Linked DNA regions of Homo sapiens: region 2 is linked to region 1. A link is a contact called in ENCODE Hi-C or POLR2A ChIA-PET data. All regions are on one chromosome and are shown on one strand. The core of a region is the stretch at or near the end of the contact, and the rest is flanking DNA. Distances in the headings are between cores, read along the strand shown. Region 1 overlaps MYH9 (myosin heavy chain 9). Region 2 overlaps MYH9 (myosin heavy chain 9).

Evidence for each region. Hi-C counts contacts between places; a loop is a spot of excess contacts on that map. ChIA-PET counts read pairs that join two places held with the same protein, here RNA polymerase II (POLR2A). Pooled maps may share reads with other maps.
Region 2: a map of Calu3 shows a loop between it and region 1 (7-fold over the local background). The contact joins two enhancer-like sites. A Hi-C loop is called at or near these places in 7 of 168 maps with a recorded cell type or tissue (CD4-positive, alpha-beta memory T cell, CD8-positive, alpha-beta T cell, Caki2 and 4 more), 1 of 37 single-sample maps with no recorded cell type and 7 of 50 pooled maps. POLR2A ChIA-PET finds 5 or more read pairs at or near these places in 19 of 52 experiments (AG04449, AG04450, CD4-positive, alpha-beta T cell and 14 more).

Annotation. Positions count from the first base shown.
Region 1 is chr22:36,298,016-36,304,058 of GRCh38, forward strand. It overlaps MYH9 (myosin heavy chain 9), which reads right to left. Exons shown (of 41, transcript NM_002473.6): 19 at 5,980-6,043; 20 at 4,553-4,661; 21 at 3,519-3,650; 22 at 2,836-3,042; 23 at 2,112-2,249; 24 at 904-1,027. Among named protein-coding and RNA genes, the nearest start is that of MIR6819, 14 kb to the left of the region's middle. RefSeq lists an enhancer at 1,941-3,140. Within about 2 kb of position 3,481, at least 13 of the 41 ENCODE cell types and tissues checked have a DNase peak (open chromatin) inside an H3K27ac peak, as active enhancers do.
Region 2 is chr22:36,351,641-36,357,683 of GRCh38, forward strand. All of the region lies in intron 1 of MYH9 (myosin heavy chain 9), which reads right to left. Among named protein-coding and RNA genes, the nearest start is that of MYH9, 33 kb to the right of the region's middle. RefSeq lists enhancers at 1,336-2,065, 2,515-3,015, 3,016-3,516, 5,410-6,043. Within about 2 kb of position 3,416, at least 27 of the 41 ENCODE cell types and tissues checked have a DNase peak (open chromatin) inside an H3K27ac peak, as active enhancers do.

The DNA.
Region 1 (6,043 bases), core at 2,231-4,730:
CCAAGTCTTCCGGGCTCCTCCCAGGTGAGGGAGGGTGTCTGTGAGGGAAGAGATCTCTCTGTGTCCGGACCTCTCTTCTGCTGGACCTGACTCACCTCATCCCCTGCAGATGTGAGGGGGCCGGACAAGACTGTGAAACTAAGCTGGGGATAATCCTCCCGGTGGTCAGGTTTTGGTCTCCCTCCCCTGGGTATGAGCTCAGAGTTCCCAGAGTAGTCGGGGTTCCCCTGTTCCCCCAGCTGTCCACTCCTCTCAAGGGGCAGGGCTGGGGGTCCTCAGACAGCCACGGACCTGTGCTTCTACCCCAGCACCCCCTCCCTGCCACAGATCCCGAGGGCACACAGAGACAAGGCAGGATTTGTCACCCTGCCCCAAGTCAAGCAATGAACTTCCGCAGTATTCGTCTAGGACTTTACGGTACATATGTGTTCACATGTATTTAATGAAATTCTCACAGACACCCTAGCACTGTGTCCCCTTTTTAGGTAAAACTAAAGCTCATGGAGCTTAAGTCATAGCTGCAAGATGAGCCAGCTAGTCAGTGACAGAGCTAGTGAGTCCTGTGGGTCAAACCCGGAGCCTCCTAGGAAGTCTCAGAAGCTTCCAAAACCCACGGCACACAACAGAGCAATGCCAAAGCTCTCTAAACACGCTTCATGCAGTGGGGGCATCTAGCCACAGAGCAACAGGGGCCTGGAGGCTCAGGTTCCCGCAGGCACCAGACACGGCTCCCCTCGACCTGGTGACCTCAGGTCTAAAGGGCAGCAGCCAGTGCTGTAGTGTGACCCAGGCTCACCCGTGAGCTGAGAAGGCCTCGGTGTTCCGGTCAGACAGGCCGGCCCCTGACCGCCAGCCCTTGCCCGCCAGCCCCTGCCCATCACCTCCTGCTCGTCACCCCCTCACCTTCCAAGTCAGTGATCATTGCCTCATGCTTGTTCTTGAGCTTGGCGAGGCTCTTAGATTTCTCCTCCTCTTCTGTGAGGTTGGTGGTGAACTCAGCTATTCTGTCTTCCAGCAGTTTCTTTTCCTGGGGAGAGGGGAGTAGGCTGGCATTTAGTGTTGGTTGAGCACAGAACACTTGCTAGCCTCAAAGCATGACTCGCCCGGAAATCTGGGGCTGAATGGAGAGGGCTTTAGACGCTTGATCAAGTTCATTAGGATTTTCCTAGATCAAAGGATAATTTTGAAAGGTCACGAGCTCCCCTGAAACAGCGAGGTACGCTTCCTTAGAACCAAAAAATGTGGGTGCCCAAGCCCTTCCCCTTCCCCTGTGGGCTTGGGTGAGAAAGGATTCCAGGTGACAGCTAGTGTCAGCAGGGACAGATGGCTCCACTCCTTCAAGAGGCTGCCACACGGCGCTCACCTGCGCCACCAGGCCACCTTCTCCGTGCCCCTCTCTCACCTGCCAGGTGGGCCACGGCCCCTCCCCCTCTTCAGCCCCGCGGTGCCCCGGGCTGCTCTCCTTGCTTTCTGTTCTGTGTGGCCCCTGCAACACCCCTGCCCAGCGGCCACAGCTCGGCACAAGCACCTGAGTCCCCTCATCCCAGTCCCGGGTGGGCGTCCTGCCACCTCAGCCTCCCCAGCCTTTGGGGCTCCCATGTTCTGAGGAGGCCCGAAAGGTGGGGAGGCTGCCTTCTCCTGCCTTCTCCTCTAACTGGTTCCCCGGCTGCTATCTGCTCCCTGGGCAGACACCGACAGGGACCCAACTCATTCTCAAGAGGAATAGCTGCCGCCCAGGGACAGTGGAGGAAGAGTACCCCGTATCTCAACACAGAGCCACCAAGGTGTCCCCAACCCCACAGTGACCAACACTTGCAATGCTGCACAGATGGCCACCTTTACACAGGCTCGGGTCTCACGGCTGGCAAAGAAGAGCTTTCCAGAGGGGAAAGGACAAACCCTTCCCCAGGGCCCCTTTGCTTATGAGGAAATCCCTCAACTAAGGCCCATGGGACCTCCAGGGAGCACTTGCAGTTAAGCAGAAGCCCTCATGCTGCAGGCAGAAGAGACAGGAAGCAGCAGCAGCGGGGAGCCAGGCCCTGCAAGGGTGACCACACTCTCCCATCCACGGCGCCCCTGGAGCAGCGGCAGGCGACAGCCACGGGCCTCACCTTGGCCAGCTTGCAGTTCTGGTCCTCCAGGATGATCTGCTCCTCCTCCAGCTTTTTCAGCTTCGCCTCGGTGGTCACCTTCTCCAGCTGCAGCTTCTGCCGGGCGCTCTCCTCCTCCTCCAGCTGCTCCTCAAGCTCCTGCCGGGGGCCAGAGACACGGTAAGGACAGCAGGCCCAGAGGCATGGCCAAGGTGAAGGCAGCAAGGTCCGAAGGCCAGATCCAAACGCCAAGGAGAAAATAGCAAGGTCTGTGAGCCCAGGGCCATGGCTGAGGTGGGGACGGCAAGGTCCGCCAGCCCAGGGCCACAGCCGAGGCAGGGCCCAAGCCCCATTTGTAGGATTCCAGATTTCAAACTGGGACACAGGGCCAGAACATCGGTGCAATGTTCTGAAGGGTTTCCTGCAGCAAGCTCCCACCCATGAAACAGGCAGGACGCAGAGGTGCTGGCCCTGTGCCCCTTCGGCTAGCCAGGGCCAGGGCTAATGGCAGGGAAATCAAATTGGCCTTGATGCTGGCCCAGGCAGTGCTCATGGAGATCTCAGATGCACATGTCACAAACTACCAGCCCAAAGGGAACACCTCTCACTGAGAGCCCCAAGCAGATTGCGTGAGGAGCAGCCTCCTTGGACCCTAATTCCATGTTCTCCCAGCTCCTGGTTCCTGCTCCTCCGCCCCGCCCTGCCCCTCCGGCGCCACCCCTCCCCGGGTGCAGCGGGCAGGAACCTGGATGTTCTGCTGCATCTTCTTCTTCTCCGCCTGCAGGTGCTGGCAGCGCTCCTCCTCCTCCTCCACCCTGGCCTCTAGGTCATGGCAGATCTCTTCTAATTCCTGCTTCTTGGCGGTCAGGCGGGCCCGGAGCTCCTCAGCCTCGGCACACAGCTCGGTTTCTGCCTGGAGCTGCTCCTGCAGCTGCAATTTCTCTGCCATGAGCTGCAAACAACAAGTGGAAAACACAAGCTCCTCGCAACACCCTCAAGCCACTCCATCCTCAAGGACGGACGCCATGGCTCGGGATCCCAGAGGGAAAGGAACATGCAGACAAAAGTAGCTTTCATCTGGAGAGCTCTGAAGCTTCCAGGTACCTTCCAGACATCGTGTCCTTGATTTTTCACTACCCCATGAGCTCCAGAGCAAGGTCCCAGGAAATGGGCTCAAGTCATGTGGTAGAGCTGAGGTTTGAACCCAACACTTGTGAACGTTCCACTCTATTAAGTGGCCTCCCTACATCACTTAACACCCAATGGGGTCTGCAGAGAGACTGGTCACTGTTTACAGTAATAGGAAACTCAGTTGTAGAAAACTCCTATAGTAATAGAAACTTCCAGCATGCCGTGCCTACCGATGGCCAGCAGGTGGCAGCACCAGGCAGGTCGTGCGACCTGGACTGAGCCTGCACTGACACCCACCTGAGACTGCAGCGTCTCCATCTCCGTGAGCCTGTTCTCCGCAGCCAGCTGCTTCTCTCTGACCTTCACCAGCTCCTCCTCCTTGGCCATCATCTCCTCCTCCTGCCGGCTCACCTGCAGCAGCGGCTTGACCTGGGAGAGGAGATAGAGGTAGAGACATGCTCGGCTGGAAGATGCCCGCCTCTGCCAACAGGTGTGAGGCCTCTCCCTCACCTCTGGAAACATGAAAGTGAGGGGCAAGAAGACACGCTGTGGTGGGGGCTGCAAGCAGGCACATCCTTCCTGGCGCTCTGTACCACGGGCTTCTGACCCGCTAACTACATTCCAGGGAAACTATCCCTGCGTGTGCGTGAAGATGTTCACCTCGGCATTGTTTATCACAGCAAGAAAATGAGGAAGGACCCATCTCTGAAAAAGTACCCAGATAATGATGTGTTCCCTAGGGAACAGCACACTACCTCTAAAAAAACGATGCTTATGAAGGAATCATAAATGGAACGTACGAACTACAACTGTTTATATGAGTCAAACTCAGCTATGGAAGAATGTATACTGTTTACATAGCTGAGGTTTTATAGGCAGTGAGAAAAAGAGCGAGAAATTAAACACTAAAATAGCTGCTGCTGTTGGTTTAGGCTAAGGGTTTATGTGTGAATTTTTATTTAATTCTTTAGGCTTTTTGTGAGTTGGTTTTTCGCCATTACCATAAATTATGTATTATACACAAAAGCAGCCCGGACAAGTTTAAAAATAAAGAGATTTTTTTTTTAAAGGCCAGGAAGGTCAGCCTGGGCAAGATAGTGAGACCTTGTCTCTACTAAAAATCAAAAAGGGCCGGGCACAGTGGCTCATGCCTGTAATTCCAGCACTTTGGGAGGCTGAGGTAGGAGGATTGCTGGAGCCCAAGAGTTTGTGACCAACCTGGGCGACATGGTGAGACCACACCTCTACAAAAAATACAAACAATTAGCCAGGTATGTATGGTGGTGTGCACCCGTAGTCCCAGCTACTCAGGAGGCCCTTCTAGCACGCACCTTGGTGAAGAGCCGCCACCACTGCCAGTTCCGCAGCTTCAGGTAGGCAGCGCAGTTCCGCTGGAGGACCTTCATGGCGGTAAGCTGCTGCTGCCGCTTGGCAAATGCTCTGTGTGGTGAGGAACATGGTCAGCGCGGAGCAGTGGACAGCAGACCCGACCTAACAGTCCTGGTCTTGTCCTCAAGCTTTTCTGGGGGTCTACCCTTGCCTGGGGCACCTCAAGAAAGAAATTCAGGGAAGGGGTCTGGCCTTGGGGTTGAGATAAGTTTCTCCCACTTACAGGCTGTGTGACTCCATGAGGCACTAATCTTACAGTCGGTGAAGGACCTAGGTCACCAGACTACCCCTCCACTGAGGTGCCCATGGGGGTGAAGGCACGTGTGAAGTAACCACAGATCCTACTCAGTGTGGGGACTGAGCGTGACCCTTGGTGATTAAGCTGACTGGCCCTGGGTGACTCTGGACTTCAGCTTCCCACCCTTCGTGCTGTTCCCTATCTGAGCTTTTGTTTGGTGGGAGAACGTCAGAAGCTGATGTACTGTGAAGGTGGGCTGCAGGTGTCAGCTGGAGGGCTTTTGGATAAACAAGCCTCCATCTGTGCAAATGCTCAAGCTTCGTCTCCCAGAGCTCGGCGCTCCTGCTAGGACCCCATCCCCGAGCACAAGGGGACGAGTGTGCAGTGCCCACAGCCGCTGTCCTGCAGCAGGGGAGCCGTCATTCCCCAGGGAGTCAAAGATGAGTCTGGACTCGAGGATGGCCTGCTCCCCTGGAATCACAGGGTTCTTTAGGGACAGGCAGGCTCTGGGTGCTGTCCCCACAAGGGTCACACGGTAAGGAGTCCTGGTAAGCAGGATCCTTCAGGCAGGCAAATCCAAGCAGAGTCAGCCTCTTCCCACCCATCACTCTAAACCCCAATCAGAAATGCCAGATTCAGCCAGGAGCAGTGGCTCATGCCTGTAATCCCAGCACTTTGGGAGGCTGAGGTGGGCGGATCACTTGAGGTCAGGAGTTCGAGACCAGCCTGGGCAACAATGACGAAACCCCGTCTCTACTAAAAATACAAAAATTAGCTGGGCGTGGTGGCGTGCACCTGTAACCTCAGCTACTAAGTGAGGCTGAGGCAGGAGAATCACTTGAACGTGGGAGGTGGAGGTTGCAGTGAGCCGAGAACGCACCACAGCACTCCAGCCTGGGCGACAGAGTGAGACTCCGTCTCAAAAAAAAAAAAAAAAAAAGAAAAAAAAAAGAACTGCCCGATTCTACTCCTCAAAGGTAGAAATCCAGGAACAGGGGTAGGAAGAGCCACCTGGGCCTCCCTGACAGGCATGTGACTGGCTGCAGCGGGGTGGCCTGCTAAGTGCCCTTTGGCAACAGAAGGGCGTGGCAAGGCCTGGCATGCGGGGCAGGAGTATCTCCCGGGACTCACTTCCTGGCCAGGTAGCCCCTGCAGCAGGCCTGGAACCCTATGATGACGTCGGTGATCTTCAGGT
Region 2 (6,043 bases), core at 2,166-4,665, 54 kb after region 1:
CCCAGGCTCCCCAAAGTCTCCCCATCGCGCCCCTGCCCTGCTCAAGACCTTGCAGCAATCACAGAACACAGGTCTCAGGCTGCGGGTTCTCAGCCTTTTCATAGACCTCAAACCCACAAAGGATAACTCCATGAATAGCAGAGAGACTCACTTGAACCCCATGCCCCCAAACCCTAAGTGTGTTGCTGACCCCGCCAATGAACGCATCTGAGGACATCGGTGCCCCTCACGAGACTCCTACCGAGAGCAGAAGGGGCAGGGGATGGTTACTAAGTACCTCCCAGCACCACGCTCAGTTTATTCACCACCTCACCTAACTGGCAACCATCCTGGGAAAGAGCTGTCTCATCATCCCCAATTCATAAACTAGGAAACAGACTCAGAAAGGGCAAGTCACTTGCCCAGAGTTGCCCAACCCAGGCATGGAGTGGGACGCTAACCCAGGGACGCCTGGCTCCTGTGCCTGGCCTCCTCCCAGAACAATTGTGCCTGGGGTCCCTCGGAAGCCAGGCCGGCACTGGAGCTGGGCCCTAACTGTCCCCACGAGCTGAGTGTGATGTGGGGAGTGGAGAGGAATGCATTCCAGAGCGTTCAACAAATATTTGCCGGATGTTATCAGGTAGGCAGGAAGGCTGAGTGAGCCTTCCCAGTGTGGACCACATGGCCCGTCAAAAAGCAGGCACGTTAGAACTCAAGATTTACTCCCTCGGCCCGCTACTGTCGGCGCAAGCTTGCAGCCCATCAGCAGTGGCAGAATGAGCTCTGACCGTCCTCAAACGCTGCTTCGCCCCAGCAATGCCAACCCTAACAGCAAAGAACCCATCTGGTAGCCTGGCTTCTCGGCAGCCCATGGGCACCCTCAGGCTGCAGGGCCCAGGCACTCAGACTGCCCTGGAAATCCGCTCTGGAGGGTCACAAACATCACACCAGCTGGCGGGGAGGAATTCCACCCAACCAACTGCCCTCAGAACCTCACCCTGTCCGACTTTCAGGCTTTGGTGGGAGGGCAGGGGACAGTCACAGGCCAGTGGTGTCCACTTGAAGACTAGCAGAGGCCTGGCCACCAAGCCACAGTTCTTGCAAGAGGAAGAGAGAATGCATCCCACCAGGGACACCCCCCGCCTCCAAGGACCAAGGCTCCAGCTGAAGGTCAGAGCCCCAGCTTGCTGGGCACCTCCCTCCCAGAACTTTTCATTAAGCAAGGCTGGGCTCTGCTCAGCCTGGCCAAGGACAGGGCTATTTGGTTTCAGCAACTCTGCTAGAATGACGTGGGTGAGCAGCGGCGCCAAGATCAATACACGGGTTAGACCGGCAGGGAGAGCCGCAAAGGTCAGGATAAACAGTGGAGTTTCTATGAAAGCCCCCTCGGCCACCTGGGCAGGATCAGCCACATTCAATGATGGGGAGCCACAGGGCTGCAGCAGAGCTGCTGTTTCCACTCGTATCCTGTGCCTCTGGGGGCGTGTGTGTGTGTGTGTGTGTGTGTGTGTGTATAAGTGTGTTCAGTCAGGTTAATACTCAGACCTCTCCAGGATGCATGTGGGTTAAACCACCTTATCTATAATCCATATGCCTCATTTATGAATGGGGGATAGTAAAGAGCTGCTAAAAATTCAATAAGGGGCACGACAGCGGGATACCCGGGAGGTAGTCTATCAAACACAGCAGCCAGCGTGCAGCCACTCCTTCCTACTCTGTCCTGGGGCTGTTAAACAGCCTCTTTGAAACTTTTTTTTTTGAGACAGAGACTCACTCTGTTGCCCAGGCTGGAGTGCAATGGCAAGATCTCAGCTCGCTGCAACCTCCACCTCCCAGATTCAAGCAATTCTCCTGTCTCAGGCTTCCGAGTAGCTGGGACTACAGGCGCCCACCACCACAGCCGGCTAATTTTTGTATTTTTAGTAGAGATGGGGTTTTAGGTCAGGCTGGTCTTGAACTCTTGACCTCAGGTGATCTGCCCGCCTTGGACTCCCAGAGTGCTGGGATTACAGGCATGAGCCACTGTGCCCAGGTGAAACTTTTTAAAACTGCCCATAATAAAAAAGTTTTTGAAAATAAAAGAAAAATAATCCCCTAAATTCCTGAACTCCCCCCACCGCCTCTCCCCGCCTTGCAAAATCAGTTTTCTCTTTCTTTTCGTGGTCCTTTCTGGACCTGGCTCATGGAAACACTTGATTTTTAACTATCAGGCAGAGGACAGAGTTTCAGATTTTGTATTTTCCTTACTTACTGTGACTATTTTCCTGTAGGGCTAGGATTTGCTTGGTTTTTGTTTTTTGAGATGAAGTCTTGCTCTGTCACCCAGGCTAGAGTGCAATGGCACGATCTCGGCTCACTGCAACCTCCATCTCCTGGGTTCAAGCGATTCTCCCACCTCAGCCTCCCGAGTAGCTGGCACTACAGGCGTGTGCCACCACGCCTGGCTAATTTTTTGTATTTTTAGTAGAGACGGGGTTTCACCATGTTGGCCTGGCTGGTCTCAAACTCCTGACCTCATGTGATCTGCCTGCCTTGGCCTCCCAAAGTGCTGGGATTACAGGTGTGAGCCACCACACCCAGCCTCAGATTTGCTTGTTAATCAATTTTATCCAACCCATTTTACAGATGATGCAGTGGTGGCCCTGAGAGAAAGTAACTCTACTCGGTCACACAAGCTGGGGAATGAGGACCTGAACCCAGAACTCCTGACACCAAGGCCTCACTGTCCAACATTTAATGGCTGCAGCATATTCTCAATATTCTCAAGTGTTTTTTTCTTTTTTAAGGACCACTTATAAGGTTTTTTTACCCTCTTATCTAGTATACCATCTTTATTTTTTTTTGAGATGGAGTCCCGCTCTATCACCCAGGCTGGAGTGCAGTGGCGTGATCTCAGCTCACTGCAACCTCCGCTTCCCAGGTTCAAGCGATTCTCCGCTGCAGCCTCCCGAGTAGCTGGGATTACAGGCATCCGCCACCACGCCCAGCTAATTTTTGTAGTTTTAGTAGAAATGGGGTTTCACCATGTTGGCCAGGCTGGTCTCAAACTCCTGACCTCAGGTGATCTGCCTGCCTCGGCCTCCCAAAGTGCTGGGCTTACAGGCGTGAGCCACCGCACCCGGCCGTAGTGTACCACCACCTTGAGATACATTCCCAGGAGTGGAGTTACGGGAGAAAAGAACATACAAACACTTCTACAGTCCTGGGATGTCCCATCCAATTGTTTTCCAAAAGGGCTGAATCGACATGCACTGCCATTTGAGCAGGATGTACATGTGAAAGCAACCAACCAGCATCATCATCTACCACTTAAAAAAACAAAAAAACAAAAAACAAAACACACACACACACACACACACACACACACACACACACACACACAGAGGAAAGATCTCCGTGGCTCAGAAAGTCCCGAGCTCCTGTGGGAATGGGCAGGCCAGCAAGAGGTTCAGAAGGAAGCAAGCAGCTCTCGCCCCTGGAGATGAGATTGGATCAGGCTGAGGCCATCCCCCAGCGCTTTCCTTCCCGCCGGCTTCCTGCGGGTGCCAGTCCAACTCCAAGAAACCCAAGCAGTTGCCTTTTTAGGCCATAATCGAGCGGGACACAACCAGAGGCTAAATTAGGACTCTCAGGAAATGATGAAACTGAAAGTAAATAGGTTGACCAAAAACATCTTCTTTCAACCCAAAATGTAATGCCTCAATTATTTGCCTTCTCCCCTTCCCCACAAACATCATATGGATCTTTTATTTCTCCCTGTTTTCCCAGAGAATACTCTCCCTCCCTCCCTCCGTTTCTCTTTTTACTTATTTGTGGGTTTGTCTGGAAAATGAACAGCTAGCACCTTAAAGACAGAATGTATTCTACTCTCAGATCTTTGGTTGAAACGTTGAGAGCATTTCCACTCCCAGACAACGAGGGCTGATGTAAACCTTTCTGTGGGCCAAGTTCTAGGCTGGGAGTGTCCAAGTCATCACCTTCACCGTAAAGCTGCATAGACCAAGGACCTGCTAGGAAGCGCTGCATGTTCTCACTCAATCCTTGCAATAATTTCATGAGGCACATACATACTCATTTTACAGGTGGGGGAAATGGGGCTCAGACAAGGCACAAAACCTAGGGTCAGACTCAGCCCCGTGTGGCTTCAATGCCCTGCTCCGTTTCCCCCTTAGCTGCCTTACTGGTGAGGTCAAGGGGGCTACAAGAAGCAAACAAACAGAGAACCCCCCCTTTATTAATTAAGCAGACATTGATAATGCCACCTCAAAGCTGTAAACCCCATCTCCCCATGCTGGCTTGCACAAGGGACTCCATCCTTCCGACCTAAATTGCTGGGTGCTAAAAGTAAGAAAGAAGGTGGGAGTGTGACCTTGGGTGAGCCATTTGAGTTCTCTGTGCCCAGTCTGCCAGGAGTTGACCTAACCAATCTCCAATGGCCTTGGGCACGCCAAGGCTTCAGTTCAGACACCCCAGCGGCCTCAGCCCAGACACTGGAAGCCCTATTCCAGCCTCACCACTGATGTATGCAAGCAGCCCCTCTGTTTGTTTTTTTCCATCCCCACCCCCATCCTGGAGAACACAGGTGAACATGTCCTTTCTCTTTCTACTTGCGGCCGTTGGTTTTGAGTTAAATAAAACTATCGAAGTAGCTGGCTTCCATTGTTAAGAAAGATTCTTTGGGCCAGGCGTGGTGGCTCATGCCTGTAATCCCTGCACTTTGGGAGGCTGAGGCGAGTGGATCACCTGAGGTCAGGAGTTTGAGACCAGCCTGGCCAAAACCGTGAAACCCTGTCTCTACTAAAAATACAAAACTTAGCCAGGCGTGGTGGCGCGTGCCTGTAATCCTAGCTACTAGGGAGGCTGAGGCACGAGAATCGCTTGAACCCAGGAGGCAGAGGTTGCAGTGAGCTGAGATGGTGCCACTGCACTCCAGCCTGGGCAACAGAGTGAGACTCCATCTCAAAAAAAAAAAAAAAAAAAAAAAAAAAGATTCTTTGAAAGCAGCTGCTATAATAATGTAGAATTTTTCAAGCTCATTTGATTCACTTATTCAATCAACTAATACATAGAGAATCCACATGCAAAAAAATCATGACAAAGGCATAAAGATCCCAGGGGGTTTCTAATGAGGTCGCGCGGCAGGACGGACATGAACCTAGGTGACTAGGTGGAGTGTCCACCTGGGCAATGTGGTAGAGTAGACAGAAAGCAAGCTCCTGGGCTTCCTTCTGTCCTGTTCACTGCTGAATCCAACACCCAAACGCAGTAAGCACCCGCTAGACAGATCTGCCATGTGGATGAATGCAGAAACTCCTTGCTGTGTGGCCTTCGGCCGGTGCCACCTCTCTGGCCTCAACTGTAAATGCAGATAATATTTTATGCTGCCTTCCCTGCCTTGCAGGGCTGCTTAATGCAGCATGTATTCCTTAAATACACATAATGATGAGACAGGACACCTACCATAGTGGAACATTCATGCAGAGAGGAAGAACCACGTCAACAACCGGCTCCACCACTGACTCAGCGAAGAAGAGGAGAGGAACATGCAACTTGCCGTGGGAACAAAGAGAAAGGGACACTTCCTTGGACACTCAAGCGAAGAGTGTCATGGAGGATATGACATTTAAACTGGGTCCTGGAAGATGGGTAGAATATTGGCAGGGAAGGGAAGAGATGGTGGAAAGGTATCCCGGGCCGAGGGAGAAAAGCAAGAGCCAACGTACAGGAAGAAGGTACGATCGCTCAATAACCACATACAAAACGATGCCACGGCACTATGGCTATCTGGGGCCAGAGAATCCTTTGTGGTGGGGCTGTCCTGTGCCACGTGGGGTATTTAGCAGCAGAGCAGCACCCCTGGCCTCTACCCACTAGATGCCAGTCGCACCCTGTCCCCAGTTGTGACAACCAAATACCTCTCCAGACATCACCAAAGGTGGAAATTGGGGGTTGCGGGGGAAGACAAATCACACCCGGTTGAGCCCACTGATTGAAGGGGTTCGTGTGAACAAACGCAGCACTATGAAGCCAGACCTCTCAGTCGTCATCCTCCCCCATCTCTGAA